Regions from separate parts of the Homo sapiens genome. Here all the other regions are linked to region 3. Evidence: chromatin loops called from intact Hi-C (ENCODE). Cell type or tissue: B cell. All regions are shown on one strand. Region 1 overlaps LOC105372058 (a long non-coding RNA gene). Region 2 holds the start of LOC107985186 (a long non-coding RNA gene). Region 3 has its middle 31 kb from the start of KLHL14. Region 4 overlaps LOC105372058 (a long non-coding RNA gene).

Region 1 (8,000 bases), 64 kb after region 3:
GAGTTCTCTCTCCAGAGGATGCATCCCTCACCAGATAATGGAACCTACAGGTGTCTTAATCTTGGACTTCCCAGCCTCCAGGCTGTGAGGAAATAAATTTATATTGTTTATAAATTACCCAGGCTCAGGTATTTTGTTATAGCAGCACACACATACTAAAACAGTGCCTCTGAGACTTAGTTTTCTTGCATGTAAAATATGGATGTTAACCGTGGCCCACTTGAGATAAAGCATATAAAAACCTTTTCAAACTAGAGCTCTACATGAAGATGATATGTGAAAAGGAATGGCACAAAATTTTTAGCTAAGAATTTGTATTTAGTTGATTAGTTATATGTAGTTGATAGTTGAGAGGGGAGCAGAATACTGACTCAGAAAGTGTGTGTTTTTGTGCAAACACACTAAGAGTCAGAGTCAAGTTTATCTCAAAAGACTTTGAGGGTTGCCCTCCCCAGTTTCTCCCCCTTTTTTCAAGGACCTCACTTCCAGCTACCAGCTCTCTCCCTTGCTCATTCTGCTCCAGTGGCCTCCTTGCTGATTCTTGAAAATGTCATGTATGCTATGGCCTCAGGGCCTTTGCATTTGCTCTTTCCTTCTACTGGGAATACCCTTTTCTTAGCCATTCACAAGGCTTGACACCTGACCTCCCTCAGGTCATTATCTATGTGCCATTGCTCATGACCATCTAAAATCACAAACTCTCCATCCCTTTCCACTTTATTTTCCTTTATATCACTCATTATGTCACTTCTGTTACTTATTTTTGTTTGATAATTGTCTGCATTCCTTCCACTAGAATGTGTGCTCCAAAGGGCAGGCAGTTTTTTTGTTGCATTTACTGTTGTGTCCCTAGATCAGCGTCTGTCACATAGTAGGCACTCTATATACATATTTGTTGAATGAATGCTAGTGAATGTTCCCTTTTCTTACCACAGAAGAAGCAGCAAAGTATCCAGCCAAAGTTTCTGTTTGCCATCTATTCAATTTAATACTAAGAGATTTGTGCTTGACTGTCTTTGAAGAAATTAAAGAGAAGGCTAAAGAATGTTGTATGGGTCTGTTGTAAAAGCTACCACAAAAGGGTTGCAATTAAAAATAAAATTTGACAAGTAATTAGTCTACATTTCTTTTTTTAGTCTACATTAGTTATCTTTTTTAATTTTGAGAAAGACATTACAGATTGGTTAAGATATTTCATCTCTGATTTAGCAAATGCATCCAATAGTAATTCCTGTATAAATGTTACTTTTTTCTACTCCTCTTCTCAAGATTTATTGCTGGAATATTTTGATGAATTTTGAGTCACACAAACCAAATTTTATAGTTTAGGATACACATAACATAGTGAATCTAAGGATAGCATTAAGTTTTCTAACTATAAATGTACCCATTAACATTTATTTCATATTTTATTTTTTCTTGTGGTTAAAATCTCTGATATATAACTTCTTTTACCACTTAACACGACTAGGCAAAAATATTGACACCTCTTTATGGGGGAATTAACAAATATTACATTGATGATGCTAATGTATTTTCTCTAGTATTCAATGGGCTGTACAACTTCACATTTAATAGTTCAATAGTACAACACAACAAAAAAATCGGAGTGATAATAAGGACACTTATTTTGTCTCATATCTAGATACTCAGAGAGTGAGAGCCTTCAGATTTGGGTGAGTGATGCCATTAGAACCAAGATTTCTTCCATTCTTCTGCTCTATCATTCTCAGCACAACATGCTTTTCTCATTAAGGTAATAGTTTTTAATCTAGCCCAAATATACTGCCACCTCCCTCCAACTAGTGTAAGAAATATCTGCTGTCCCATGTCGTTTACTTCTGATTAGAATTGTACCTGGAAAGGCAGCCCTTCCAGGTACTGAAAGCTGAGGATCCCTAAAGCAAAAGTCACAAGGAAGCAGCTTACATTACGTAGAGATGGAGAGTATGGGGAGTAGAGTTGGTCTGCCAGTGTTCAGATAGTGACCCTACTTCTCATTAGCCATGCTATCTTGAGTAATTACTTCATTTCTATGTGTAAATTAAGGTAGATAATAGTGCCTTCCTTAAACACATTAAAATTATTTAAAACCATGTGTGGCCTATGAAAACTGCTCAATAATCATAAGTTTTCATGATTATTTCCCAGTTATAATAGATCTCCCAAGCTCAATATCAAATTAGCTGTTATCTGGACAACACAGACAATAGTTCAGGCCCAAGCTGTTACTTCCTTAATAATCTGGAGCTTTTAGGAATCAGGCATTTCATTTGCTTAGTTTATCTGGGTAATACAATGTACCTTGTCATTGAGTTAGTGATGAGGTTAAAGTTATGGTATAAAGATGAATAGGTATCTGGGAGATAAGTGGATTGGGGTTACACCTATAAGTGATACCTAAAGAAACCATTGGGCAGGTAAGCACTATTCAACCCTATTACCAAAGCATGGCATGTGTGGATCCTATGGACAGCTTGTACTAGGAGGAAGCTTTATAATTTGATATTTCACATGATAGCCTGATTAAATTTCTTGCATGTCCACAAACATATATATGTATATTTTAATATTCATGTACATGTAGATACAGAGACAGAAAGAGACAGCTCATAAGACAAAAGGTATTATCCTTATAGGTCTTATCAGTCAAAGATCTGGAGAAAACAACAACAGACTAAAATATTTGCACAAATACCTAGAGAGCGATGAATGCTTTTGGAGCAACCCTGGTCAAAGCAGCATGTTCTTGTTCATTTTTTTTTCTTTTTAAAGTCCTCCCCTTGCTGTTCTTGTCCCATAGGTAAAGAAGTGGAGTTGATTTTACAAATGACTATTGCTCTGATGTTTTTAAAGAGCTTCAGGAAAATAAGTGAATTCCTACTGGAGTTGACACTCAAGCTTTCTTGAGAACAAACCCTCTTGCCTACCCTTCTGATGTGGCAGCTTTTCAAGCAGTTTCCCTTCCTTATGAAAGGAAAGGATTGTGTTATTATTAGAGGAATTATCAAGCCGTCTGCACTTCTTTTCTATAAGAAAAGAGAATAGGGTGTCAATCCTGTAAATGCCACATTGTTTTTTATTTTTAAAAAAGGTTCTTTCTTTTTTTAACATTGCGATGAGATCCTGATATATACAACCCTAAAATTATTCACGTGCTGCTATTGGGAAGTCCCCCGAAACCTAGGGCAGTGTGAAAATGAGAAGAAGGTAATATATTTTTTAAAAGCAGGTGGTTGAGTGTTTTAACCACCTCTGTTCTATGATCATGGAGAAAACACCCCTTCCCCCTACCCCATATCCGCAAAGGATTCTAAGGAAACAGTTTTGAGTCTGTTCTCCTAGGACCGCAGCTATTCAGGCCCTCTTCATTCTTTTAAGGTGGATATTGACAACCTAGCAGGTCACAGAAGTGTGTTTAGTTTCACTCTGGGACAAAGAAACAGGGAAAGTCAGTCACATTTTGTGTACGTGTGTTTGTGCATGTGCACACAGTGTCATGCAACCTTATGTGTGTGTGTGTTTGTATGTGTGTGTACGTATGTATAGAGATTGGATACGAATTTGCCATGGCTTTTGTTAAACAGCAAATAAGCTTTGCCCATTTGGACATGCTATCAGAATTCTGAATTTCTGGTTAAAAATCTCTCCGCTTGAACATGTCTGCTGGAAATCACTGCCGTTGCTGTTGCCAGGGGTCATTAAATGTACAGGAGAGGAGGCGAGGCAGAGATGCTCTTCCTTGTCTTAAATGAGCATGGGTTAGTGCAGAACACTGGTGGATGAGCAAGTTATATACAATCCCAGGGACTCCGGTCCCCCTCCTGGGGACTGCGAAATTCTATGCCACTGTGAAGCAGCTTAGAAATGAGCCGACAAAGAAGTCCGTTGACTTTAACGTGAATATGCTCGAATCACACAGAAGACAAGAATAAATCACCTTACAACTGCGTCTAGTGTAATTTTCCTGTCTCCTTCCAGTTCCCCCACCCCCACCCCTTTTGTTCTTTGTGGATGTTTTTGTTATCAGCAGCATCATTGAGAAGCTGCCTTTTTGGGATTTTTCTATAGGTGACTAGGGTGTGAGCTAGGTGCTGCTGCAGTATGAATCTTTTAAAAGGCGCCTAAGAAATATTTAAGACCCTGGTCTAGGAGGAACGGCTCTCCCAGGCATAATTTTTGGTGCTGGTTGCAGCAGGGAGCGTATGCTGGGAGGAAAGTATTATTTTTCTAAATGGAAGGTGTCAGATGGTCACGCAATGTGACTGCATGTTCGAGATCACTGCCTCCCATCTGCAATTTGTGACGTGTGAAAGATTCTGCCCAAATGTGCTCACCAACTGGAAATCCTCGGCACTTTTTTTCCTTATCAGGAGAGACCAAGATAACCAATGGTTTACAGATCAGGGATCCTATCAAATTAATATCACTGTAGGATAAAATCTGTTTTAAATACAACTCCTAAACTCCAGCAAAGTTAACTAGTACAAACAAGTTCATTCATCTGATTAAGAACCGCTGCTCAGGAAACAACAACAAAATGAAATCTGCTTATCACTGTCTCTCACTTCAAAATAGTCTTATGTTTATAGCTTTCACAAACAGGCTGGATCCAAAAGATGATATATTTTTCCATGCTAATTAATATAGACCAAATGACAGCATCTACCAGGACTGAAGCAAAGCATTTTCAAATCATTGTTGGTTTTTCCTTGTCTTATACTCCTCTGAGTCTTTTTCCAATTAAACACGGCAAAACTCAGAAAGAGCAGACTATTTAGCCATTGCCTAAGTAAGGGTTCTATGTTTTGAGCTGAGTTCGAAGCTTTGAGTTCTGTTTATTCTTGGCTAGGCATAATTCCCAGCTTCTCAAATAAAAGGGTCGTAAAAAGGCTCATGAGGTGCTTCAGACATCAAACAGCTCATACAAAACAATATCTTGATGAGTTAAGTGCAAATGAATCAGAAACATAATGGGCTAAAATTTCCTTGTTGTGCACAGGGGTTGACATTTCAAGGAGAGAAGTTCTTGGCTCTGCAAAGCACACCTTGAGTTTTATCACCTTCGACCCTTGGAAAGGGAGTGTCTAGGTTTGGCCTGACTGAGAGGTGGGCTTTGTTTACTTTATTCTAAGCTGCTAGAATACAAAAAAGGGAAGGTCTTGCTCCAGTTTTTAGTTTCTCATCTGTATAAAATGAGGAAGAAGGAAGGGCTAGAAGAAAGAAATCCTCAGGCGAGTGCAAAAGCTGTATTCATTCCCAAATCATTTTATATTGTATATTTTGCATCACAAAGCTCTTCACAATCAGTGACAAAATATAGAGGGATTACAAATTCAAGAGATGGATCACCATCACTGTTTTGTGAAGCGGCATGCCACTGTTGGCTGCTGAGGGTACGTAGGAAATTACAAAGGGCTGAAATCCCCTGTGCTAAGACAGTGATCTGGAGTACAAAGGCATGGGCATGACACCTCCTCCCAAAAGAAGTGCCTGAAACTGCCCTTGAGGGGCAAAGAACAACACCATCTGATTGCTTCTCACACAAACCATTGCCATATACTGAGGCCTGGCTGGTTCGCTTTAGGGGTGACCCAGGTAGGCCAAGTAAAAAGAACAGTGATGTGAAGAAGAATATGGCAAGACATCGGATTTTGTTGAAGGAAGAGAACATGCAGCTGAGAGGAGGCTGTTCCAGAATAATTTATCAGGGAATAAAGAATGAACAGAGGAAAATAGGTCTTTTACTCAATAATAGCCCTTTGCATTGATTCTTAGGGTTCCTTTAACAGTAAAGCCCTCCTCTCTCTTCTCAGCAAACCCAAATCCTGTCTAATCTTTAGAACTCAGCCAATCCATCCTTCTCTGCAAATGTTCTCACATTGTTAGGAGCCTGAAATGAGTTGTACTCATCCTTCTCTGAATTCACTCACCAAATATTGTTTCTGCAATCATTTTGGCAATTAAGTGAAAGTCAATGACTTTTTGGTTGGCTTACATATTTCATTAATTTTTGTTGGTTTCTATTGAAATTGGAGGTTTCTTGAGGCGAGGTGTTAGCCTTAATTTTATCTTAGGTTTGTACTGAAGTAGGGCAAAGATCTCAACTTTGCACCCTAAGTCACTGCACTGTACCTGTAGGTGGGTATCCCTGTGCCACCTTTAGAGGCCAGGAAATCAATTCTGAGAGGCCATGTCTCATGTCCATGTCACAGCCTAAGTTGTGGAGCCAAGCTTGGCATCCTGACTGATGAAAAAGTTTTTTCTTAGATAGAAACTAAGTAATTGCTTTCTGTGTTTATAAAAAAATCAGGGAGATGTCTCATGAGTATGTTCATTCTTTTGTTTCAGAGTGAAAGCATCCCTTACATCTCTGTTCCTTAGAAGCCCTGTCTTTGCTTACTCCAGGAGAAGAGAAGGCATAGGTGGCCATTACATGGGTTTTGATGTGAATTGCTGGCCAAGGTACTTTGGAGTCTTGCTGTGGTAGTTTGGAGTTTGCTGTTAGAAGAGTGATGTTGCAGCCAGTGTTTCCAATTGCTGTCGAAACAGAAATCAGTCTGCTCCTGATTACTCATCAGCAGTTGTACCACTCAGGATTTGTTCTTGAGATTATGAGGGGCTCTCCACCCTGGCGGCATGTTAAAATCACTTTGGAGGCATTTAAGGGGGCAAAATAATGCCTGGACCAGATTCCCAGGGATCTTGATATCCAGTTGGTTTGTAGCGGGGCACAGGCATCTGTTTTTTGTTTTTGTTTTCATTTTATAAGCTCCCTACTTGCTTCTAATGGCACTCAGGGTTAAGGAACCCCGAGAGACCATGCTGGAGACCTAGCAGGTGCAGTGAGTAAGCCGCTGGGGGAGAATTTAGTGCTGGCAAAAAGAACGCTCTTACAGCCCCTTACTTCTCTTACATGAAGCAGTCACTCTCACACACACGTTCCCACTCCGCCCAGTAATCCATGTTAATCCTGGTCTGGAGCAAGCACTTCTAAGTAGTAAAAGCCTAAAAAATGCTTTTCCACTTTCATACTGTGATGCTTTTGGGGGGCTGTTGTTGCTGGTAATGTGATGTATTATGTGCTGGGCATATAATGAAGACGTGGGGCAATCCACTAGATGTGAGTCCAAGCCATGGTCTGAATCTGAGTGCAGATTTTCCAGAGCCCCGTGAAACAATGGGAGTGACTGTGTCTTCTCACCTATTGTCCTGGAGCCATTGCCCTTGCAGGTACCTGCCACATCCCTATGCTTCCTGGGCCCAAAGACATTCCAACCCATATTCCTGAACACTATGAAACTCAACATAGAGGATGTGCTGATATGCTAAACATGCAGAGCCCACCTCTATAAAGCTTACCACCTTCTCGGGTATGGAAGCAGTCTCAGCTTTGTCTGTGGCAGGTCTGTGACAGCCCCACGCCATGAAGAGGAAGGCCCACTGTGACTCCAAGCGGTCCCACCTCCCTGCTCATGGGAACTGCCAGATGTTTTACTTGTCCCTTTCTTCTCTTTTTCTGACGGCTTTTGATGGGTTCTATAAGGGGGACAGTGTTGAGGTGAGGGGAGGAGGCAGGAAGAGAAAAGTCCTTCTCAACCCCTCATTGGCATTCACATCCTCAGCTGTTGCACGTTCATCTTCTGGACACTTATTTATTTTGTCCCCTTCTTTCTGTCTCCTTGGAGATGCCAGTTCCTCTCTCTATAGGCATGCTGGCGGTAGCATTTGTTGGGCATGATCTAGAATCAGTACTTCCTTAAAGATTAGGGAAAGGCTGAGTAGTTAATAAAGAAGAGTCAAAACTGTGGGGCAGAGAAGAGGGAAGGAAACAGGAGAGAAAGAGTGGGGGCTAGTAGGAAAGAATATGCTAGCCACATGTTCTGTCTCTTTGGAATTTTCAAAGCTTTACTAGAACTTAAAATATTGGTATTTTCTACTCAGGAGGCTGATGTGGGAGAATTGCTTGAGCCTAGGAGTTCAAGGCTGCAGTGAACTGT
Region 2 (8,000 bases), 120 kb after region 3:
TCTCAGCACCCAGTTAAAAAAACAGAGGCCAGGTGGGACTGGCTGGAAGAGGACCCCCATCCAGGTCATCAGAGCTCTTTCAACACTGCCTCTTGCAAAGCTATTTTATGCAACATGTTTCACTGCCAAGAGCAAATAAGAAAACTGACCTTAGCCTAAGCTGGTGCATAAGAATCTTGTTTTAAAGCTCAACCTTCTGCATTTTTTCAAACTTCCTTTCTCCACCCCACTCTGCTTCTTATCCAAACCCTTTTCCCTTCCCATCACTCATTTCCTAAATAGGACGCCTTATACCTTCACGTCAATATGCACTGCGAGAGCTTCCTTATCTCCCATTTAACTGTGTTCAATCAACGTAGTTTTTTAACTTAAAGTAATAGTTCTGATAGGATTCATAGGTTATCTTGGGCTAAAACAACAGCTAAATTTGGCTCATGGGAGAGTAAATCTTGGGTTTTGTTTTAAATGGCTAATTATTTTACTTAGTCTGCGTAGGCCTTGAACTCTAGGCATGTGTGCCACAAATACCAATAATAGATAGAGCATGTCAGATTTTCCAGAATTCAGGGGAAATGCTTTTATTCAATTTTGTACAATGATCAAAAGTGTTGACATCTTAGTCACATAAACCCATGCTCTGGACACTGCATGCACACAAACACAGGAGCTCAAGCCCATCCACCTCTTCTCATTTTATTCTTTCCCCAGCTTAGCATGCCCATCTCACTATGGTTCCAGAGCCCACAAGAGTGCATGTCCTGTTTTCCCTCTGTTTCACCTACAGATCACATGGGTTCTACTGGAAGATATTTTCCCAAATGAATACTCATAAAGTTGCCACAAGATCTTCCCATTCGACAACCTCTGAGTGATTTTCTTTCTTAAAAAAGAAAAAGGAGGAGCTTTAATAGCTGCTTTAAGTTTACTTTCCCTGGATTCTTAATTATATTAAATACCCATATATTTCCTCCCTGAGTATTCATTTAGAAAGAAGGTTTTGTAATAGTCACATTTAATTTATCAGGGTGTAATAATTTGTGTTTCCCAATCATCTTGCCGACTTTGGTTCATTATACTATTGTTTCACATGAGTAAGTTAGCAAAGTTTGGATTGATTGACTCTAATTAACTAAAACTGGTTCCAGGCTGTGCATCTATTGTCATGGTAGCTAGCCGCAAAGCCCTAAACTGCTCAGCAATGTGATATAAGGTAATATTGATTTGAAAACTGTGTATAATATGTAACCTTGGGCTTATCACTGTTTGTGAGACAAACTTAAAAAAAGGGTGTGGGGAAGGAGAGGTATTAGGATGAATTTAAGGACACTTGGGAGTATAAATCAGAGTTTTCAGTGGGTTTCCTTTTTTTTCTGCCTGGAGAAAATAACAGATGTGTTGAACTACAAATGAATTCAAAGTTTAGCAGTAGGAAGACTAAGGATTTCATGGTTTCTGAAACTGTGAATAGGCTTGCTGACAAAAGTCTAAGATCTACTAAAAAAAAAACTATGGGGAGACTTCAATTTTGGTAGAGGAAATCTCAAGTTTTCTTATTGAAAAAAAGGAGTGGTTGGAATTTGATCTTTTCTCTATTGCTATTTTATAGTCAATCATAATCTTTACCTGAAGGGAGAAAAAAAGGTTTTTGAGAGTATGATCACCCGGAAAAATGATTGCTTTGACAGCCTGTAAACATGAACAAACACTACTCTTCCAGATCTTTCTATTTAGTGCTGGACAAAAATCAAGTTAAAAAAACTTGAATAGGATGCTGTAAGAGAGAGTCATTGATGAACTTCTAGCTTTCCTATGCCAGTGCTGCAGCTTCTGTCATGCCTGTTTTCAGGTAGTAGTTAAGATCTGATACATTTGATTGCTGTTGCACACTTTTTCAGTTCCATCTTCTTTACTTACAGAGCGTCAGCTATTTTCCATGACACTCTTATCAACTGAACTGTCTTTCCTTTCACTCTTTCGTTTCTTACCAACTTTAACAGAACAGCCTTTATGTCCTGGCAGATGGATGAAGCGGAAGTTTAACTCATGTACTACCGAGTCCTGCTTGAGAAGTGTACTGTCAGAGAAACAGAAAACTCCAGTTTATTCAGCTGCTTCCTTCGTTGGCACTGTGCTTAAGTCTTTTCAGAAACTGGGGACAGGCAAATTTTATGTCAGAGTCTTCTCCATTGGATGGTTTTTCTTTTAATGTTTTGTGACTGTTGTGGCCATGTGAGAAAGAATCAACTTCCAAATATCACAGTGAAAGAAGCTGCATTCATCAGGGTTCTCCAGAGAAACAGAACCAACAGGAAGTGTATATACATATAAAGAGAGATTTATTTTAAGGAATTGGCTCATGTGATTATGGAGGCTAACACGTCCTAAATCTCCATGGTAGGCTTGCAGGCTGGAGATCCAGGAAAGACCTGATGTTGCAGTTCAAGTCTCAGGGCCAATTGCTGGAGAATTCCCTCTTGCTCTGGGAAGGCCAGTCTTTGGTCTTTTCAGACTTTCATCTGATTGGATGAGGCCCACGTACAAAATGGAGATAAATCTGCTTTACTCAAAGGCCACTGATTTAAATGTAAGTCTTACCCAAAAACACTCTTACAGAAACACCAGATGACATTTGACCAAATATCTGAGCACCAGGGCCCAGCCAAGGTAAAACATAAAATTAGCCATCACAGAGCCCAGGACCCAGACAGAGGCAGAGACCTCTTAGTGATGACTGAGGAGCCAGAGAAGAGGAATATGGGAAAGAGAGTGGCACAACTTTATATCTGGAAAGAGAAAAAGGAAGTCATATGGCTGTTCATTATGAAGTATTTCAAATTATCACCACACAAACATGGTCCATGCAACACACACCTGTCTTTTTGGCTGAATATCTTAGCAACAAGGTGTCCTCACATCATTTTGTTCTTAGGTACAGGTAGATATCATGGTAGTTCTGAAGCAGTGGGCCACCAGGGGCAATGTGGTGAAATGAGAGACAGTAAAGGCCTGCTCAGTTTCCTTCTGCTCTTACTCCCTCTAATGGCAGGGGGTTGACACATCTACCCCCGAGAATATCTGCCCCGCCCTTCTTTCTAGAATTCAAAACAGTAGTCCAAGAGATCTCTGCCATGTTTACAGTTTCCCTGCCTCCTTAGCACCAGTTGCAACAGATTCACTCCTTACCAAATAGAAAACAGGTATAATATTATTTTTGCCGGTAAAATATTTATATTAACTTCAATAATCAAACAACAAACATTCTTTAAGTCCCTAGTAGGTACACAGCACTGAAGAGAATGCAAAAGAAAAAACATATTTCCTGTCTGTAAGAAGTTTATAATTTTTCTGGGAAGGAAGTCTAATATGTGGCAAATTAATAGAATTAATAGAATTCATCAAGTTATTAGTGGGGGCAATTTCCAATAGAAACTCTATGGGAGTTTATAGATGGTGAACATAAATATGAGATGGAACAGCTCACCTCTCTTTGTTGCTAAACTTGAATATGTGTTGCAAAAATTGAGTGATATTGTTTAAAATGGGTCAAGAATTTGCTTATACTTACTCAAACCTCTCCAGTTTCTTCCAATGATTATATGTCTTCTTGCTGTCTTTTTTTCAATTTACTTAATTAGTAGTCAAATTTATCAAAACTGTACAGAAACACCTAAGAATGGATTTTTGATAGAGAAGATTTGGAACTTTTGCCTGTAAAATAGAATACGTCTCTATGCTTGTAAACATTTAGTTACCTCAGAAGGTAAACTAAATGGAATCCCAGTTTTTCTGGAGATTGCAACTATTATTAGCAGATGAATCTCTAATATCAGTTCTATCAACATTCTCCTTTTAGCTTTTACTTAAAGAAGAAAGATAGACAGTATCTAGAAATTATCCTGGATGAACTCTGCCTTTCTAATAATTTCTGGAAACCTGAGAGTATTCTGGGTTCCCTGAGATGACAAATTCATTGCAACACCCTCTATTTGCCTAATCCCCGCACAAGACAGGATGACCCTTGTGGCAGAAAACAGTTTCAGGGAGATTGACTCTGAACTGAAGGGTAAAGATGTTTACTGAGAGACCTGAGTCCTTACAGTGGGACAATTAATAGGGCAGGTACTAAGGTCATTGCTGTAATACTCTAAGGTTGAACCTGGGAAAAAAGCACCAAATGTCACATTTGTGGGGCAAACAAAACAAAGTCAGTACTGGATAGTGAGCAGTATGCAAAGTGCTGATAGAAGACGAGATTAGGTCTGAGGGAAGCCCAAGGAGGGGAGCTATGAACTCAGACTTGGAGAGTGGACCGGACACTGGTAGAGTAGTCTTCCCTTATCCAAGGGGGATACTTGCAAAGACACCCAGCAGATGCCTGAAAGTGCAGATAGTACAGAACCCTATATATACTATGTTTTTTTTCCTATACATACATACCTATGATAAAGTTTAATTTATAAGTTAGACACAGGAAGAGATTAACATCAATAATATAACGATTACCATCTACCATCATAAAAGTTATACGATTGTGGTCTCCTCGCTCTCAAAATATTTTATTGTTCTGTACTCACTTTTCTTCTTTGATCTGTAGGTCTGTTAACCAAGACAGCTGCTAAGTGACTCATAGGTGGGTAGCCTAGAAAGCATGGATATGCTGGACAAAGGGATGATTCATGTCCTGTGTGGGATGGTGTAAGAGATTTCATCACGCTGCTCAGAATGGTGCACAATTTAAAATGAATTATTTTTAAATTTAAATATGATTTAAATACGAATTGTTTGCTTCTGGACTTTTTCATTCAACATTTTTGGACTGCAGTTGACTGCGGGTTACCGTAACAGACGAAGGTGAAACTATGGATAAGGGGCACTACTGCACATCCTTTTCCCATGGTTTGCAGTTTATATTCTGAATGTGTTTAATCTGACTGTAGTAGGAAGGTGGGATGCAGAGCTGGACTCCAAGCCAGCTGCATGCTCTATCACTTTTACTGATGGATATATGACAAGAAAATGTCTTCTAATTTTGTTTCTTTATCTGAAAGGCAAGAGAAGGCATCTGAGATGACACAGAATTCCCACTAAAATCATAGAATACTGGAGAGGCAGTGATCTGTGTCTCGCTAATCAAAGTGTGGCCCATGGAGCAGCAGAATTTGAATCACCTGAGAACTTGGCAATGCAAAATCTGAGGCTTCAGCCCAGATCTATTGCATTAGGATGTACAATTGCACAAGCTTCGGGTGATTCTTGTGCACATTAAAATCAGAGAGGCAGGCAGATCACGAGGACAGGAGATCAAGACCATCCTGGCTAACGTGGTGAAACCCCATCTCAAAAGTACAAAAAAAAAAAAAAGAAAAAGAAAAAAAAATTAGCTGAGCATGGTGGCGGGCGCCTTGTAGTCCCAGCTACTAGGAGGCTGAGGCAGAAGAATGGCGTGAACCCGGGAGGCAGAGCTTGCAGTGAGCCGAGATCTCGCCACTGCACTCCAGCCTGGGTGACAGAGCGAGACTCAGCCTCAAAAAAAAAAAAAAAAAAAAAAAAAAATCAGAGAGTGTGATTCGCAGGGAGACGGAAGTTCTCCCTTCTATAATACCACTCACAGATAGTCATCCAGTATCTGCTACAAACCCACCGGTGATAAGGAGCTCGTGATTTTTTAAAATCACAGTGTTTGCTAATAAATTCTCCTTTAACTTTGAGAACCTAGCGCAATAAATGACAAATTATAGTTGCTCAATAAATATTTATTGAATGGATGAATAAATGGATGAACAAATGTTTCATTGCCAATTGAAAGTGTTTGTCCACATGTTACTGGATCTAGCTGGATAATAAATCTACCTCCCTTATCCAGCCCTTAAATGGAATAAAAAAGACTGTGTGTTTCATATAGGCCTCTGTTTACCAGGCTATGTCTCGTCTCTTCAACTACTTCTCATATATCAAGATGTGTAAGTTTCTCACTGTCCTTGGTACCTTCTGGTCATGTGTTGGATTTTAAGTGCCTCTCATAGAATATGTGACCTAGGATTAAGCCTGTCCACAGATGTGCTCTCAGCAGCACACAGCACACACAAGGAACATAAGCTGATGACATTTCTCTGCTTCTGCTCTGGGCTTTTCTAATTTAGTAAATTGGCTGTCACATCACTAAAAATAGGAAGTTTGAACTTAGGCTCCCTTTTTTTTTCTGTCTGAGGTTATTTTGCTTACCACAAATGAAGGCCGCAGAAGCTAAATATATGTCTACTTGAATGATGACTTTATAGCAATAAAATGAGCCCACAGGGGCTAATGACTCTGTAATCAGCTTTTTTCAACCACTTTTTATATTGGGCATAATTTTCTCTCTCTCTGAGAAATTCTATATCATTTATCACCAGACTAACGTGAGCAAAAGAAAAAAGGCATGAGCTGAGAGATTAGAGGCCACGGCCTGTCTGCTATGAGATCATAATAGTAAATTTGCCCAGAGGGGACTATTCGATTTTGGATACTAGTACAGTAGATGCTCATGTTCTGTTCTTTTTTAGTTCAAAATTCTCATTTTGGCATTGACTTAAGAAGTTAGGTTTTAAGAACTTGTTTTGTTCATAGTTTCAAAATGACCAGTCAATAGTACACCAATGCAGGTCCTTTTTATAAATTCTTTTCATTGGTCAATGACACCTCCTTGTTGCCTTCAAAGGAAGGTTATCAAATCCGTCCCGTTGACCCGCTGGAAAATCAGTCTTTGGTAAACTTGAGAGTAGATACTTTTTGGGGGGGTCATACTATTAACATTTTCATGTGCTTGTGCTCCAGAAAACACCATGTGAGAAACATCTTTTTTCCTACCTATTATACCAAATTATTTAGGTTCTCCTTCTATGGCTTGAAGCTGAGCCTGCTCCTTTGGCAATTATTCCTTTTCCAGAGCTCATTGCTTTGGGACCTGGCTCATAGCTGATTGCACTGAATATTCTCTGCTTATTCCTCCAGATCTACGCTCTACCATTCTATTGCCCGCTCCCTGCCTTGGGAGCTGACCTGTACAGATTACATCAATGGACCTTCATGCTTCTTCCTCCTTCATCCTTTAGGTATAGGAGTGGCAATAGCTCTACTCCTATTGGCCCAGGATTTCTGCACTATCCCTTATGGCTCCTCTACAGCCTACTCATGACTTTGCATTCAGTGCTTTGTAAATAAACCTTCCTTGAATTATTCTAATTTGATAATTAGGTCCAATTTGTCCCCTTATCCTGGATGATTACAGCATTCATTCATTTGTTCTCTTATGTTTTTGGTTTTTTAGTTATTTACTTTAAAAAATATTTTATCTTCAATTTTATTTTTTCGCCTTCAAAAATTTATTGGCAAACATTGTTTATATTCAAGGTATACAATGTGATGATTTAAAATATGTATGAATCGTGTGATGATTATTACAATCAAATTAATTAACACATCAATCATCACCTATGCTATACGTTAGATTCCCAGAACTTGCTTATCTTATAACTGACAGTTTGTACCCTTTGACCAACATCTCCCCATTTCTCCCACCCCTCAGCCCCTGGCAACCATCATTCCACTCTCTGTTTCTATGAATTCAACTTTTTTAGATTCTACACATAAGTGAGGTCACACAGTATTTATCTTCCTGTGTCTGGCTTATTTCACTTAGCATTATGTCCTTCGGGTTTAGCCATATTGTTGCAAATGGCAGGATTATCTTCTTTCTTCTGGCTGAATAACATTCCGTTATATATCTACATCCATATCTCACATTGTCTTTATCCATTCATCCATTGATGTATACTTCAGTTGATTTCATATCTTGGCTGTTGTGAATAATGCTGCAATGAACATAGGCATGCAGATATCTCTTTGAGATACTAATTTCATTGTGTTTGGATATGTCTCCAGAAGTAGGATTGCTGGCATATGGTAGTTCTGTTTTCAATTTTTTGAGAAACCTCTATAAGTTTTTCCATGATGGCTGTTAC
Region 3 (8,000 bases):
CACTTTTTCTTCAATTCTAGCCACTATATTCTTTTTTTTTTTTCTCTTCCTTCCCAGCAAGTTTCTAGCTCAGTACTCTTTTTGTAATTGACTCCCCCAGGCTCTGTCCATTTTTATTAAGAGCCAAAATGTCAGCTAGTTAGCCAAAAGATGTTCCTGAACTCTGCATGGCACACTGCACATACATATTTAAAGTTATACATGCACAGAAGGGGTCTTGTGCAGAGCCAGGAGTAAGTCACAAGGAGCAGGAAAGCCTCTCTTCCCTTCATTCCCTGTAGATGCCAGAATTTCCTCTTAGAACAAAATCCCTTCAGTTTAAGGCTGAAAACTTCAGGGAAATCCAAATACCTACAAAGTGGAAATAGAACATTTGTACCTTATGTGAAGGAAGAAACCAGGATCTGCTTAGTTAGGTATCTGGAAGCAGAGGCTGCTGGAAGGCAGTGATTTCAAGGTGATTCAGAAACAGAGGCTGTCCTGTGGAGGAGGAGAGCTGGAGAATTCAAGGGCTGGAGACACCACCATTAGCTTCTCCAGAAGCCCATGTGGTGCAGCAGCAAGAGCACAAAGGTTGGTGCCAGCTAGACCTGAGTTTGAATCCCTGTTCCCCGACTCAGTTACCAGCTGGGTGACTGGAGGCAATCTACTTAATCTCATTGACCATCAATTTCCTCATGTAGTAAATGAGGACAATCATATCCACCTTCCAGGGCTGAGTGAAGATTCAATGAGAGTGAGCATGTGACATCCCTAGAACATAGTAGGTGTCCAGTAAGTGCCTATTTTCTTTTTTTATTTGAGAAGTTTGCACATACATTCTTACATTCAATACCTTTTGCGTGAGCAAATGAAACCATTTTTTCAGGAAACATCTGGGCATTTTCTAACCTTTCCCTTTGGAGTAGCTTACCTGTTTTAAAACTTTTTGTAGTATTTAACACAGACCACTATCAAAAAGCTTCCTTAACAACAACAACAACAATAACAACAACAAAACATTCAAAGAATAAGAGTGTTCATTCTATTCTTCTGGTCTCCACGGTCAGTTGTGTCTTCTAGAAATTCCAAGAAGTTAGTGAGGCTTGACCTTCCTCTTTTTTTTTTTCTTCTCTTTTTGTAAAGCATGCCAGCAATCTTTAATCATGCTGTGATTTTCTACATGCCACCCAGGTTAGCTTCTGAAATAGTCAAACAAAGATTTAACCCACAGACACATAAATATCTAATCTACACTTTCCAGAGAGTCCTCAGAAGCATGTAACTATTATTATTCTTAGTATATAGGTTGTTTTTATTTTTTTATTTTTATATTCATTACTGGAAAGAAACATTTCCTCCTATTATAGATTTTAATAAAAATTCAGGTGTTATTACAGTATTTTTTTCTGGTGCTTACTCTTTCTTGGTGTAATTCACATGCAAAGCATTTCATAACTTTTTTTTCTTTTAAAAGAAGAAAAGTAAAAAGGATAGAGTTAATCTACTAGTTGCTTCACAGGTCACCTAGTTTTCAGCTGATAAGAACTAATTTGATCAATAGAGTTTACCTCTTGAAAATGAGAAGCTTTAGAAAGAAAGATTAGTAAAGGAGAAAATATGCTAAAAGGGATTAAGACCAAGACTATCAAATGCTCTCAATATTAATAGTGATGACACTGTTCACCTATCTTACTAAATGTTGAAGATGAGCTATGCAGTCACTGTGATGGAAGATGAGGATAGTTAAGAGAGTTAGAGTCTGAGACAAATGCAAATGGACACAGCCAGGACGAAAACATTCGACAAGCAACAGCCAAAAAATCCAGAGGAAGGAATTTCACCTGCAATACAAGTAGAACTTAGAAAAGTAAAGCACACATCAGATTTTTTTTTTAATTCAGTGAACATTTGTTACCCTACCTGCTTTGATGTGGCCGTGATGATACGATACCTGGAGGGATGTTGAAGAAAGGCAAGGACACAGTTCAAAGGAACGGTCTCAGGATGATAGTATGGTAAATTGAGCTGATGAATAAATATCATAATTCCAGAGATGTACAGGAAGTAAGCAGTGGCAAAAGTATCACTTAAATAATTTTGAATTGTTTTCTATCCTTCATTGGCAAATAAATCAAGATCCTTTTACCTAACCCAATGAGATTTCCAACAGGAAGCTTCTTACTGTTAAGACCCAGAGATTGTCCGTGCGTTTGCATTACATACTCCTTCATTACTGAGCAATGGTCAGAGGAAAATGCTGGAGCTACTTTTTGGAGTGAATTGAAGCACATGATACGAGATGAGACAAAAATACCATGGTATCAATGATTATGGCATAACCAACTGGACTAGGTGCCTGATGTGGTCGGCCTTTCTGCATTTCCTTCTTCCTTAGATTTCTGCTTTACAGATTTACTTTCATTCTTTTCAGATCTCCAGTGCATGCAGTGGAAAACCTTCTTAAGCATTCCTCTCTCTGTTTTTTTTTTTTCTCTGAATAGGTTGCACGCTTCCTTCACCCTGTGAGAAATAGATCTGGCACCTTTGAGGCAGGTTACTCAAAGTATAGTGGGAATGTCTTTTGTTATTTGTTGAACTTCATACAAAGGTCCTCCTTCATCATACCCAATGTGCTGTTTGCAAAATGCACTGCAAATAACCATCCATCACTTTACATCATTGTCACATTTTACCACTTTGTTTCTTCTCCTCCAGGTAAGTGAAAATGATTATCTGGCTGAGATCATAATCATTGCTGATCGGTACTTGGCCTCCTGCAAAGTTCCGTGCAAGCACAGAGACTTTTTGTAAGATGCCACTGGGCAGATGTCAAATGGAGTGCCCTCCCCCATCACCATCTTGGTCCTGAAAAACTTAATAACTTGGTATTGTTCAGTGAGTCATTCAAGCGAGTAGTGTGGAATTCTACCTGTTCCTCAAGGCAGAGTATCTGCTAAGCTGCTGCAAAGAGTGTTAGCCATTCATGGCTCTTTCTGTGCATAAAGAGCTCATGGTTGGGAGACAAGGTGAATGCAAACCCGGAGTGAAAGCTTTGTAACTTCTGTGTTTGTCTGAAATCGTGCACAAATTAAGCCAGTATGCAAAACAGAGCTCAACAAATATATTCCTCTTTTTAGTGGTATTTTCAGTGCTAGTTTTTCACTTTTTTTTTTTTTAAAGACCAGGAAAGAGGTATCCTGGAAACAGATCAAAAACACAAGGAGATGAAAACTTTAAAGTGATCAAGCCACACAGTTTCACAAATGATAACATAAAGGTTTTTAAAAACATTGGTTGTAATTTCTACTAGGTGTCACAACTCAGTGAACCATTACGAGTGAACCAGCTCAGTGAACCAAACTGAACTGAACAGATGGAATTCCACCCTTACTACGCTTGAAAGGCTCCATGAACAATACAAGTCTTCTTTTAAGTTCCCCTTTGAGCTGCTTACCTCACTAATGCAAACATGTGGGGGCTGCAGGATAGAACATGGCCCCTTGGCTGTTTGTTCAGTTGTGTGGTGCCGTTGTTCCAGCAGAAGGAAGGCAGTCCATTTTGAAATCCTCAGGGCCATGCTCCTCATTTTCAAAGTCCCAGTGTTATTTTCCATTTGTTCTCAAATATATGTTAGAGAGTGGAGTGTTTTGTTTTCTTTTACTTTTCCCTTGAGTTGTAATTCACTTTAATCTGTCCAGAAAAACCTTGAAAGATTTTTTTTTGTAAATATGCCTGAACAACAATTGGCTGTAGCCAATTCATTAAACACTAATCAATTGCTATATTCATTAATTCAATAATATGGTGCCTAGCTAGTACCAGGCACCATACGGACATTGCGTGGAATCTAAAATGGAAAAAATTCAAGTCTTTGCTTTTAAGGAATTATAATTTAGTAGAATAGATAAGCCAGACATAGATAATTGTGTTTTTGAAAATACTTTATCATTCAAGTGGCTCCTTGATATCTGTCCCCCTTCCTGCTCACCTTCCTCTTTTGACTCATGACTGATGTTATGGTCTGTTGACAAGTAGTCAGCATACTAAATGTCTTCAGTTTGGGAGTTTGTATCTAGGCTTATTTTCGAGGGTCATGTATTACAAAGTTTCAAACTGATTTTGTATCTTTGAAAATCAGACCATTTCTTCAAAGCATATTCTAACAGGGTTTGGGAGACAATGGACCAGAGATAAAGCCAAAGAGGCCAGGACTGGGGGTTTGTTGGTTAGGCATAAAAGGTACTGGCAGGTGGATCACTGATTAATTCCAGAGAGGTCAGCTGAGGGAGAGATTAGCAAGTAAGAGGTCCAGAATCCAGGGAGACAGGCATCAGGGATCAGATACTGAGGTTAGGATTGCGGAAACTACAAGGTCAGGAGGCGAAAAAAAGTTTTTTTGAAACATGGGGTCACGAGTCCAGGTCAAAACCCTTCAACAACAAGAGATTAGAAGCTATTCAAAAGATCTGAATAACAAGCATAGGATGTAAACAGCAGACATGAGTTTGATGCTGAGTGGTCCTGAGGCTCTCAGCCCTTCACATGGCTCTGAACTAAGGCCAGAGCAGGTTGCAGGGATGCCCATGTCTGTCTGAGTCCACAAGTGGATAGTTTTTGGATTAGATGAAGGGTATTTTGTGAGAACATTAAAATATAGCATTTGCAAGCTGTCTGCAAATCTGGATTTCTGAGTTTATATATTCCCTAGGGATTAAATCTGCCACTTTATTTTTAGGCAATAAAATATAGTACTGATGCTCACTCTTTAGTATTTGTAGATTTGAGTTTGAGTCCGTGTAATGCTACTTATAAGCTGTATGAACCTGGGTAAGGCACTTAACCTCTCAAAGACATAGTTACTTCAAGTGTAAAGTGAGGATGACGATACATATCTCAGAGTGCAAAATACTCAACTTTTAAGAATAATAGATGAAAAATTATTCATTTTAGACACTACTACTATCACAATAATTATTATAAACTCGGATTTTTTATTCAGGAATTTTTATCCAAAATCCCTTTCAGAATGCAAATAATATGTTAATTTATTTAACATGTAAAGTTAACAGCTTGGCTATTTCCATTGATTTTTTTTTTTTTCCCCGAGACAAAGTCTTACTGTCTCCTAGGCTGGAGTGGTGCGATCATAGCTCACTGTAATCTCGAACTTCCAGGCTTACATAACTGTCTGGCCCTAGCCTCCCAAGTAGCTGGGACTACAGGTGTGCACCACCATGCCAGGCTGATTTTTGTATTTTTTGTAGAGATAGGGTTTCCCTATGTTGCCCGGTCTGGTGTTAAACTCCTGGCCTCGGGTTATCCTCTCTACTTGGCCTCCCAAAGTGTTGGAATTACAAGCCTGAGCCACTGCACCTGCCTCCCCACTGATTTTTTTTAAACCAAGTCACTCAATCTTTTCTTTGCTTGTTTTGTTGATTAGGCCTTATAGGCAGCAATAACACAAGCTCATGTAAAAATACACTTAAACTCCTATAGAAAATATTTCTAAGATTTCATTCAAAGGTGTCCATCTAGTAACATGGATTGAAACACCAGGAGACTGGATGTCTAGGGATGGTAAGTCTAAATCCTTCTCTATCTTATTCTAAGTATGACTTATCACCGAGCAAATATTTTACATTGTCACTACCATCAAGTCATGCAAAAATAAATTCCTATATGACTCCTTGAATTTTCTATATGTAAATCAAGTGAATAATGTTTTCTTTCAGGTATGTGGGAACAACGTAAGAGGTCAGGACTTAGACCAAGTAGATGCTCAACTGTGGAATAGACCAGAATATATTTTACCTTAATTCCTATTTTAACTACTCCCTGTGAGTTGTAATTGACAAAACTTTAACTTGGATTAGATGAATCCAATCTTCCACTTATAAGTGGAAAGTTGAGGCAGAAACTAATGGATGCCATTATAAAGAAAAAAAGTCAGTTTTCTTCCCTCTTCAAAATGTGCTTCCATTACACTTTATTTAAATGCTAAAATAACATCAAATAGAGGGAATATTGTTGCTTTCTAGCATAGACCTGAGCCTGGATCACTATAGGCTCTTGAAAAGTTTTTGAATGGATTTTTTTTTTGCCATGTATGCTTGCATTTTGATTCTTTCTACTTAGGCCATTGTCTGATCTTCAGTAGCATTCTTCACACCCGTTTCTGAACCCTAACTCATTTGTTGGGGTTGTCTATAGGTTGGTGTCACGTGGAGTGTGGGATCAACTTAAATGAAGGGGGACAAGGAGGCCATGGTCCTGAAAGCTACCATCAGTCTGTGCTGGTTCCGTGATTAGAGAAAATTACTTCATCTACAGATTAACTGAGGTTATCTCAAAATTTCATGCTTTAAGCTGGGGGATAGTGGAGCTGTAGAGACCTGCTTATGTTCCCAGGGGGTTGATGTGGAGTTGTAATTTCTCCCTGCTCCATAGGTGTTAGGAAGGCAGAGTGGTGAGGTTCTTGCAGCCACTGAAAGCCTAGGAAAGAAGGAGCCAATGTACTATGCTCAAGCCACACTCTGCTACTCGTAATTCCTTCCCCAACACATCTTACAGATTTACAGTATTTCTGCCCCACGCTGTTGCCTCTGGAATGCCTATCTCTAATCCCTCATTTCTCTCCTTCAAATTCATATGTTGCCTTCTTTGCAATACCTTCTCACACATTCATTTGCTCCAGCTCTGCACAAATTTAATTGCGCATTTCTCTGTACTTCCATAGCAGTTATTTATGAATCTTTCTCCTCCATTCATCCATGAACCTCTTCACAGGAGGTTCTATCTAATCGTATTCATCTTTGGAAGGCAGAGTAAGTTAGTAGTTAAGAATATGGACTCTGGAGTCAGAAGAGCTGGGTAAAATTTCAGCTTCCTCCACTTACTGGCTGTGTGATCTTGGGAAAGATGTTTAACCACTCTGAGAAGTAGTTTTATCATCAAACAGCAAGTCCAAGTAAAGTGGACTTGCTGTTTGTCACCCCATAGGAGTTGCTTTGAGAATAAAAAGGAAAATCCACACAAAGAACATGGCATGTAGTAAACCCTCAATGACTATGAGCTCTGATTAACTATATTGTTGTATGCCTTTTGTGCCTAGCACAGTGTCTGGCTCATAGTAGGGCCTCGACACATGTTTTGTTTCACTTAGCTGTGTCATCCTTAAATGATATGGCAAAAATATGGCTTTAAAGGGCAGCATATATGTGTGTGTGTATATATATATGTATTTCTTTCACTACAGGATGGGAAACAATGAGAATAGAGCCAATCTGTGAAAGACAGTAGTAGCAAGGAGATGGGGATTGAAGCACTAAAACCCGAATTCATATTAAACACTGCCAAACATTTTATTAAGAGAATAGAGAGTCAGAGATCCTCAGTTCTAACTTTTGGGTGGCTTTTAATTCACTATATGAATCTAAAAATATGCTTAGATTTTTTTTTAGTAGCTCAGTTTCAGCATACACAAAACAGATATTGGGGTGCTAACTTGTCGTCTCCAGGTGTGAAGGAAACAGCATGGCAACACTCAACCAATGTTGCCGTAAGTGTCCTCCTGCTTCTACCACAGGGAAACTGAGATACAAGTCTGAGGACTTGATCAAGGTCACAGTCAGTGGCAGAACCAAATTAAAATTCATGTTCCCAGAGTCCTTTCCATGCCATTGCTTCACCTACTGACCCATGTTGCTCTACCAAGAAGTACTTCTGATTAAGTGAACTTTCAGGTTTCAATAACACAAAACCTTGGCAAGGACTTTAGGTAACAATCTCATATCATATACTGCAGTTACTTTTTGGCAAGAACCACCTATCTCATATATATGTTGACTTAATTTTCATGTACAGGCTGACAAGGAAGAAATCAGTGTGTTTGCAATGCTGAACTAAGAGTACAAAAGCTCAGTAAAGTCTCTATTTGAAAAATGAGGACAAAAGAAAATGGGGACAGATGCTTTTCTTGTAGACTATACTGTCCATTATCAGGAACCGTGACTCTTTTT
Region 4 (8,000 bases), 81 kb after region 3:
AATAATCTCCTTAGCAGATATGTGTATCTTTTTACCACATTATTCCAAGGGTCTTTACAAACTCATTATCAATTGTTGAGTTTTTTGCTCATCCTTCAGGGATTGGCTCTAAAGCCCCCTCTGTTGAAGACTTTAATTACTCAACCCATCCATCCTCTTCCCCACCATGGCACCTCCATTGGAGCAGTTGTTGCAGGGTATTGCAATGACGTATCCATCTTTCTTTCTATTTTCCCATCCAGGCTGTGTAGCAATCAAAAACAGGAATGTATTCATGCCTAGTGCAGTGTTGAATACTTGTTAAAAATATATTTAATTGGATGGTAATATCTGCTTTTTTATGTTTTTGTTTCAATCTGTTTTCTACTCCAGCTACCAGTTTAATATAGTTCTAGGGTGTTATTCCCATTTCTGTTACTTTCCTTCTTAATATTTATGAATATGTTTGTTTGAACATATACTTGTTTATTGGTGTTCTCTATCAGTAAAATAAAAACTCTATAAAGCCAAAGACATCATCTCATTTTGTTTACACTGTATCTCCTATTCCTATCTTTGTACCTTCTTAGTAAATATTTGCTTAATCAAAGAAGGAATTAATTAAGAAATTCTTCAGCACAAGATGTTGAGTTATAGACACCTCACTTACAATTCTTTAGGCAATGACCAAATGAATTGCTTTTCGCTTTATTTACTTTCTTCTTGATTTTAATAATTCTTTTCTACAGCTTCCCCACTATTTAAAATGAAAAAATCTTGCATCAAGGGAAGGAAAAAAAAATGAGTGGGAAATTTACAAAGAAACCCTTTTACATGTTGACTATGGAATCCTTTTATAAATGGCTGAGTTCCCTCAATTCATGCACCAGTGATTACTTCTTTCTTCTTCTTTTTCCTACTCAGAGGTCTGCCCGAATCTGCTGGCTAAGCCGCCTCCAATACAAAGGGGAATTAATATTGTAGGACAATTAGAATTTGGTGTCCCTTCCACTGTGATGTTTTAGAAAATCAAGGTAGGGTTTTATCCCTGACCATAAGTTGAAATCTTAATATATTTGAACTTAAACTCATCATGGCCTGAGCCTATTGCATGAACTATTATCTATTATCTAATGCTACTGTGAAAAGTGACACTCTATGGCAAATAGGGGACCAAAATTGTTGCCCTCCACTTTAGTCCTACATTATATTACTGAATTTAAATCATAAGAGTTAGGGGCCAATAGTGAAGGAGGTGTGTGTGTGTGTGTGAGTGAGTGTGTGTGACTGCATGTGTGTTCAGGGATGCCCTGAAGTTAGGTGAGTGGCCTAATCCATCATGGCATCTCACAGGCACTTGACTGTATGATTTGAGGAGTTCCTGGTGAGTGAACCTGCCACAAGAAGGAAGGGCAACACAGCAATCATGGCTGTCCCCAGTAATTTTGTCCCCTCTCAGTTTCAACAGTCTTCTCTTGGCTCTTCAGATAATGGGGTCTGCCACCAATACACCAACTGTCTCAAGTCAGGTGCTGAAACAACTCAAACCAGGAAATATGAAGACATAGATATATCTCATTTAATGCTGATACCTTTAACTTTTATGAGCTCAGTTCCCTCAACAAAAATAAGTGGAGAGTTGTAGTGAGTAGAGCATGGGTTGTTGAGAGGATTCAGTGATATGTAAAGTGCTCAGCACCAGCATCTGGTACATTTCAAGTAATGTGCAGTGGTTGTTATCACTATTACTACTAGTCCTGAGGTTAGAATAAACCTGCTCTATCTTTCTCTCTTCTTTACATATAGTCTCATTAAAAACAAACAAACACTAGACTCCAGCATTCAAAACCATTCACCAGTGGCTAAGAGAACAGATTCTAGAACCAGGCTACTTGGATTTGAATCCCGGCTCCTCAACTTACTGGGCCGGTAACTTTAGTTGAATTATTTAGCCTCTTTATGCCTCTGTCTTCTTACCTGTAAAACCAGGATAAAGACTGCATTTTTTCCTTGGTATATGGTCAGTATTCACTTATTTAAAGAACTTGGGAAAGTGTACATGGTTAACATGTAGTACTTGGTAGATCTTTGCAGATTGGCTCTTTTGACCTTATCTCCTGGGACAAAACCTTGAAGTCTTTTTGCTCAGTCATGGCTGGCATGGATGCTGGATCCAGCAATGTGTACTGCTCACCTCAGACGAACTCCTATGGCTGGTGGAACTCTTGGTCTTTTCAAAATTTATTTCCTAATATTTTCCTTGCCTGTGGGCCCAGGATTAGCCCTTCTGGCTCTAGACTTCATTTAACTTCTGCAGCTGGAACCTGTCCTCTTCCCCTATTCTTTCAGGGAGACCCTCTATTGTGCTGTATGCCATCAACAAATGAAGGAAATGGAAGCCAGCTAAAATGCATTGAAACCCTGGTATGCTAGATATTTATAGTAATATGTGTTAAATTTCACAGTAACCATGAAAAATAAGTTTTATTCTAGTTTGTCAGATGTGGAAACTAAGTCTCAGGAAGGCTGAGTAATTTGCCCCAAGTCATGTAGTAAGCAAGTGGTAGAGAGAGAATGTAAACTCAGGTCTGTTTAACTTTCAGAAACTGTGCTTGCTTCTTCCCTTATATCATGTTGTCCCATTATTTTGTAAAAATGATCATAAGTTTATTGTAAGTGTATTGTATGTGTATGTAAGTGTATTGTTATTGTATTAAATTTGATTATCCTATTTTAATTTTAATTTTACATGGTTTATATGTGATCCTTCTGGAGGTGAAGATTATGGATGGGATGGAAAGGAGTGATACTACCATGAATTGAAAACTTTCGTTCTCTGTTCCTCTCTTTCTCAATCTCTCTCATACACACACCACACACACATTTACTTTAATTTATCTATATGTTTGTCTATGCATCTACCTATCATCTCTATGTATACATATTCATACATGTGCATTTATTAAATACCATCAAATATTTATTGATAATTTATTTTATGTAAAGGCAATAAAACTTTCTTCTTTACATTTTTCATTGTAACAGAAACTTAGAAAGTCTATTCTTGCTTTGGAATAGTCAGTGATTAGCATCGAGCAGGGCCTGTCTTTAGGCAAAGTCTCACTTCTGCACTTGCTTTCTGGGCTATTACCCAAGCCTAGACTCACCCTGCAGTAGGGTATTTTCTCCTTGAGAGCTGTTCTACCACAGCCTGTGTTCCCACAGGGGCTGGTGGAGGGAAAGCCCCTCTCTACTCAGCATTGCAAGTTGCCTAATGAACTTCTCACTGAATTCTTGTTTCAAATTTGAGAGATGGTTCTAATCTCAACTGATTTGTGAAGCTGAGACGACCTGATGAATACCTCTGATGTTAGTTATTTCTGCCAATTTTCTCATTGGTTAAATTTCAAGCGATGTCTACTCAAGGTCTGATATGGTTTGGATCTGTGTCCCTGCCCAAATCTTATGTTGACATGTAATCCCCAATGCTGGGAGGGGGCGCCTGGTGGGAGGTGATTGGATCATGGGGGCAGTTTCTCATGAATTGTTTAGCACCGTACCCCCTAGTACTGTTCTCGTGATAGAGTTCTCACAAGATCTGGTTATTTAAAAGTGTGTAGCACCTCCCTCTCCCTGTCTCTTGCTCCTGCTCTGACCATGTAAGATGTGCCTGCTTCCCCGTTGCCTTCTGCCATGATTGAAAGTCTCCTGAGGCCTCCAAAGAAGCTAAGAGGATGCCGGCATTATGCTTCCTATACAGCCTGCAGAACCATGAGCCAATGAAACCTCTCATCTTTATAAATTACTCAATCTCAGTTATTTCTTTATGGCAATGCAGGAATGGACTGATACAAGGTCCCACTTATTCAAAGAACTCAGTCATACGTCTGCCATGATACCCTTTCCTCTATTGGGTCAGTTGCTTAAGATTCTATCTTTTCTTCTAAATATAGCTGAAAATTATTTAAACATCACATGGAAACTATGTTAATATGTTATTTGTAAGGATTGTATGTGAATGTGAAATCTCAGAGGACAGGATGAAAAAACCAGAAGATACTCTTGGTCTTTCAGGGCTGAATGGCAACCTGGAGGCCCAACTGCAGATGAAGCCTGCTATTTGAAAACTGGAAATTAGATGGGGTCACTATCACCCCTGCATCTTCTTCCATATTGTCAATTTCCCAGAATGCTAGGTTGAACACCTAACTGCCTGAAATGGGTTTTAGAATAGGGAACAAAAATGTTTGTGTGTGTGAGAGTGTGTACATGCATACATATATAATGATAATTTCAAAGTGGAATGGCTATGATTGGTTGCAGGAGCCCTTAATAAGTACACTAATTCCCCAGGCCCCACACACACTATTTTTTTTCTGGAAGGCCATTAAAATAGGAAAATCCAGTGAGGGGAGGATCACAACACACCAGCAGTAAACACAAGCAGGGCCTCTGCAGTATTTAGGCCTCTTTTCTCTGAATAGCCCCTTCTTCTTTTATCTCTTTCACTTGTAAACTGTCTAGGCTAAGTATAAAACAAATGAAGAGGGAGAGGACAAAAGAACAGTAAAGAAAAAGTTTGAGCAAGACCAGCAATTGAAAGCGGGCAAATAGTGGTGGAATGGATGGACAAGGGAGAGCGAGAGTGGGAAGCTGTAGAGAAAGTTGAGGGGAAGGGAAGGTACCCCATATTGAAATAGGATTAATCTGATAGCATCTAGTAAACGTCAACATGTTGGGAGCAGATCCACGCATGAAAAGTTTTGTTTTTTTTTTTTTTTTTTTTTTTTTTAGATGGAGTCTTGCTCTGCTACCCAGGCTGGAGTGCAATGGTGCAATCTCAGCTCAATCGCCTCCCAGGCTCCAGTGGTTTTCCTGCCTCACCCTCCTGAGTAGCTGGGATTACATGGTATGCCACCACAGCCAGCTAATTTTTGTATTTTCAGTAGAGACAGGTTTCACCATGTTAGCCAGGCTGGTCTCGAACTCCTGGCCTCAGGTGATCTTCCTGCCTCGGCCTCCCAAAGTGTTGGGATTACAGGCATGAGCCACCGCGCCCAGCCCCACATGAAGGATTTTTTAAAAACACAAATATTTTGTAAAATTGCAAGTGGAGAAGGAAGGTAATTAGAGCAAGTATCTGGCAAGGGAAATTGGAGTAGGTAAACAGGAGAACCGCAACATCTGATTTGCCCACTTCGTCTTGTAGTTTAAGGTCAACTCTTGTGTGCATTTGGTTCCATCATCTAAAGGGAAAAATGTAAATTAGTGTTATGTATATATTGTCATGTATTAGCTTTGAGATAAAAAAGCACTCATCTTTTTTTTTCTTTTCTTTTGAGATGGAGTGTCACTCTGTTGCCCAGGCTGGAGTGCAGTGGTGCAATCTCAGCTCACTGCAACCTCCGCCTCCCAGGTTCAAGTGATTCTCCTGCCTCAGCCTCCGGAGTAGCTGGAATTACAGGTGTGTGCCTCCATCCCCAGCTAATTTTTGTATTTTTTAGTAGAGACGGGGTTTTGCCATGTTGGCCAGGCTGGTCTCAAACTCCTGACCTCAGGTGATCTGTCTGCCTCAGCCTCGCAAAGTGCTGGGATTACAGGCATGAGCCACCGTGCTCAGTCAAAAAAACCACTCTTATCTATTATTATGCCAAAAGCTCTACAGAGCCCTTAACTGGGTCAGAATCCTCTATTTTTGTTTCTATGAGTAATATTTGTTAACAATAAAATCATGTCACAGAATATCTTATGTGGAAGTGGGCAGCTTCACTCTTGAATGGCAGATACCCATCTAAATACCAAGAATCATGCTACTTATTCAAGGTTATAAACAGAGGAAGGTCATCAAGAGTGGAAGTGTCATATCCTGGAGGAAGAGGCAAGCTAGTTTCCTTGTCATTGTATTTGGACTCCTCAAAGTGAAACATGGTAAGGTTTATACAGGTTTTTGTTGATTTGCTTTTCATTGATTTTACTCTTTGTCTTCAACAAAGAAAAAGAAGCTGTAGGTTTATCCCTGTCTCTGCAGCTGCAATTGTGACTTCCTTGGAAAAAAAAAAAAAAAAGCCAAAAGGACAGCTCTTTACCGATTAGGAAGTAGAAAATTTGATAGCTTCTGAAAATAAATGCCTGTATTCCATTTTCTGGCAGGCCGCTGTGGTTCGTCTTCTGCCTGGGAACTGGATAAAAACATCAGTGAATACCCCAAAGGTCAGAATTTCAGAACTGCTGCCACAACTGTATTGTCACCAAGTAGTCACCATGCTCTCACTCACTCTCTTTTTTTAAGAGGCCTGGTCATGTCCGGGGGAATGCCAGGTACATTTTTCTTAATGTATGAGCACAAGTTACATATAACAACCTAACAACACAATACTGCCTCTTTAATGCTAATCTATTCCTTGCAATCTACTAGATACATGTAGAGTCATTGGTGTGTATCAAGAGAGCAAAATCAGATTCTGAAAATATCTGAAAGGATGCACTAGAGTGTACATAATAATGTATTTTAATCTGCCAGGCCTTAAAATTAATCATGAATTCCCACAGAGATTTTAATAATTTTGAAATGATGTTTTTTTTTTCTTCATAGAGTAATATTCTTGGACAGAGTTTTCTAAATGCTGCAAGGGTAAAAAAAAAAAAATATAGGTGGGGGAGGGGGAAGCAGGGGCAGTTTCTCGTTTGCCATCTTAGAGGAGATGTGTTTACCAGGGGAACATGTTTTCTTTTGCTCCTAACTAAAAGGCAAGGTAGGTGTTTCAAAGAAAGGCTTTATCACTCCATAAAAGCTGACAAGTCTCGGGAAGTTTATTAGGGGTAATAATGTGCATTTGTTAAGCAGTGGGAATAGTCCTGAAGCAAAGAGGTCCATTCTAGCGAGGGGGTGGATACCTCAGCAGCATTACAGAACTTGGCCATCAGCAGTTTTCAGAGTGGCACAGGAGGAAAACCTTGGTGGTCAAACTGCAATAGGCTCTGGAAAGGGTGACCATATTATTTATTGTTTAAACTGGGACTTTTGAGAGGGAAAATAAAAGTAAATAATTACCCTGGGGTATATGCTTACTTTCAGTTCAAGGGCAGGTAGCAAAGGTCTGGATTTCAGGTTTCTGATTTAGCAGTGGCCCCTGCCTTTCAAAGAGGGGTGGTCATGTCTGTTTCCCTTACTGCCCTAAGATGCTAGGCCCATAAACTGTTTAGGCTCTTTGAACTTTATCCAACAAAGGTGTTATGTAAAATTATAAATACATAGCATTGTTTCATGAATAATAAACAACTAAAAATATTATGACCTAGATTGATGATTTTTCAGGGATATCCAGGGTACCAGGAAAAAAAAAATACGTTCCTAGAGGTATGCTGGACTTTCTATATCTTTTTAAGTCTCCATAAAATACCCTATTCAATGCTAAAAAAAATGTGTACACATGGACATACAGAGTAGACTGATAGAAAATGGAAGCTTAGCAGGGTGAGGAGGTGAGAGGTGGGTGGATGATGAGAAATGACTTAGTGGGTACAAGGTATGGTATTCAGGAAATGGGTACTCTAAAAACCTTGACTTGACCACTACCCAATCTATGCCTGTAACAAAATGGCACTAGTAACCCACACATTTATACAAATAAAAAGATAAAATAAAGTACCCCATTACAGTGTCTGGCTACAAGGAGAAGGGAATTTTTCTTGTGATCCACCAAGTTTTAGGTAACTATCCCTGAAATGCAGCTGTCATAACATGTCTTCGTCCCTTTTCTACCCATCCATTAAAAACAAGTGTACTTAATTGTACACTTGAGTGTGTATTTAATTTCCTCCAGTCCCCATGTCCAGATTTTTCTAAGAGTTGAAGTAGAGCATATTTGTTAGAAGTAGGCAGAAAAGATTATTTTACCTGAGTTACATTACCTTCAAATAATTTGCAGGCTGGTAGAATCAGGAATCTCACTAGTGTGTGTGCTCCTTTAAGAAACTATTTTATTGTTCTTTGGGTTGGCTAGTGGAATAAAATCGGAGAT

The links. Peaks named below come from ENCODE experiments on the same cell type or tissue, not always from the same donor. Only the 100,000 strongest peaks of a DNase experiment are listed, where the experiment ranks them.
Region 1: it touches region 3 in a loop (3-fold over the local background); 3 of 110 quality-filtered maps call a loop at or near these places.
Region 2: a loop joins it to region 3, with 5 times the contacts of the local background. A loop is called at or near these places in 2 of 110 quality-filtered maps.
Region 4: a loop joins it to region 3, with 9 times the contacts of the local background. A loop is called at or near these places in 2 of 110 quality-filtered maps.

The regions. Positions count from the first base shown.
Region 1 is chr18:32,864,342-32,872,341 of GRCh38, forward strand. LOC105372058 (a long non-coding RNA gene) reads left to right here. Exons shown (of 10, transcript XR_935361.2): 3 at 1,646-1,756. Among named protein-coding and RNA genes, the nearest start is that of KLHL14, 95 kb to the left of the region's middle. In B cell, no CTCF peak of the experiment used is centred here; DNase peaks (open chromatin) are centred at 3,190, 4,300 and 5,164; H3K4me3 peaks cover 2,381 bases; H3K27ac peaks cover 4,432 bases.
Region 2 is chr18:32,916,995-32,924,994 of GRCh38, forward strand. LOC107985186 (a long non-coding RNA gene) reads left to right here and starts at 2,409. Exons shown (of 3, transcript XR_001753401.1): 1 at 2,409-2,584; 2 at 4,595-4,630. In B cell, CTCF peaks have their summits at 3,002 and 3,201; DNase peaks (open chromatin) are centred at 1,967, 2,997 and 6,187; H3K27ac peaks cover 1,061 bases.
Region 3 is chr18:32,800,341-32,808,340 of GRCh38, forward strand. No RefSeq gene overlaps it. Among named protein-coding and RNA genes, the nearest start is that of KLHL14, 31 kb to the left of the region's middle. In B cell, no CTCF peak of the experiment used is centred here; DNase peaks (open chromatin) are centred at 3,371, 4,011 and 4,581; H3K4me3 peaks cover 1,419 bases; H3K27ac peaks cover 3,310 bases.
Region 4 is chr18:32,881,573-32,889,572 of GRCh38, forward strand. It overlaps LOC105372058 (a long non-coding RNA gene), which reads left to right. Exons shown (of 10, transcript XR_935361.2): 4 at 6,130-6,189. Among named protein-coding and RNA genes, the nearest start is that of KLHL14, 110 kb to the left of the region's middle. RefSeq lists an enhancer at 5,303-6,502. In B cell, no CTCF peak of the experiment used is centred here; DNase peaks (open chromatin) are centred at 893 and 3,169; H3K27ac peaks cover 4,164 bases.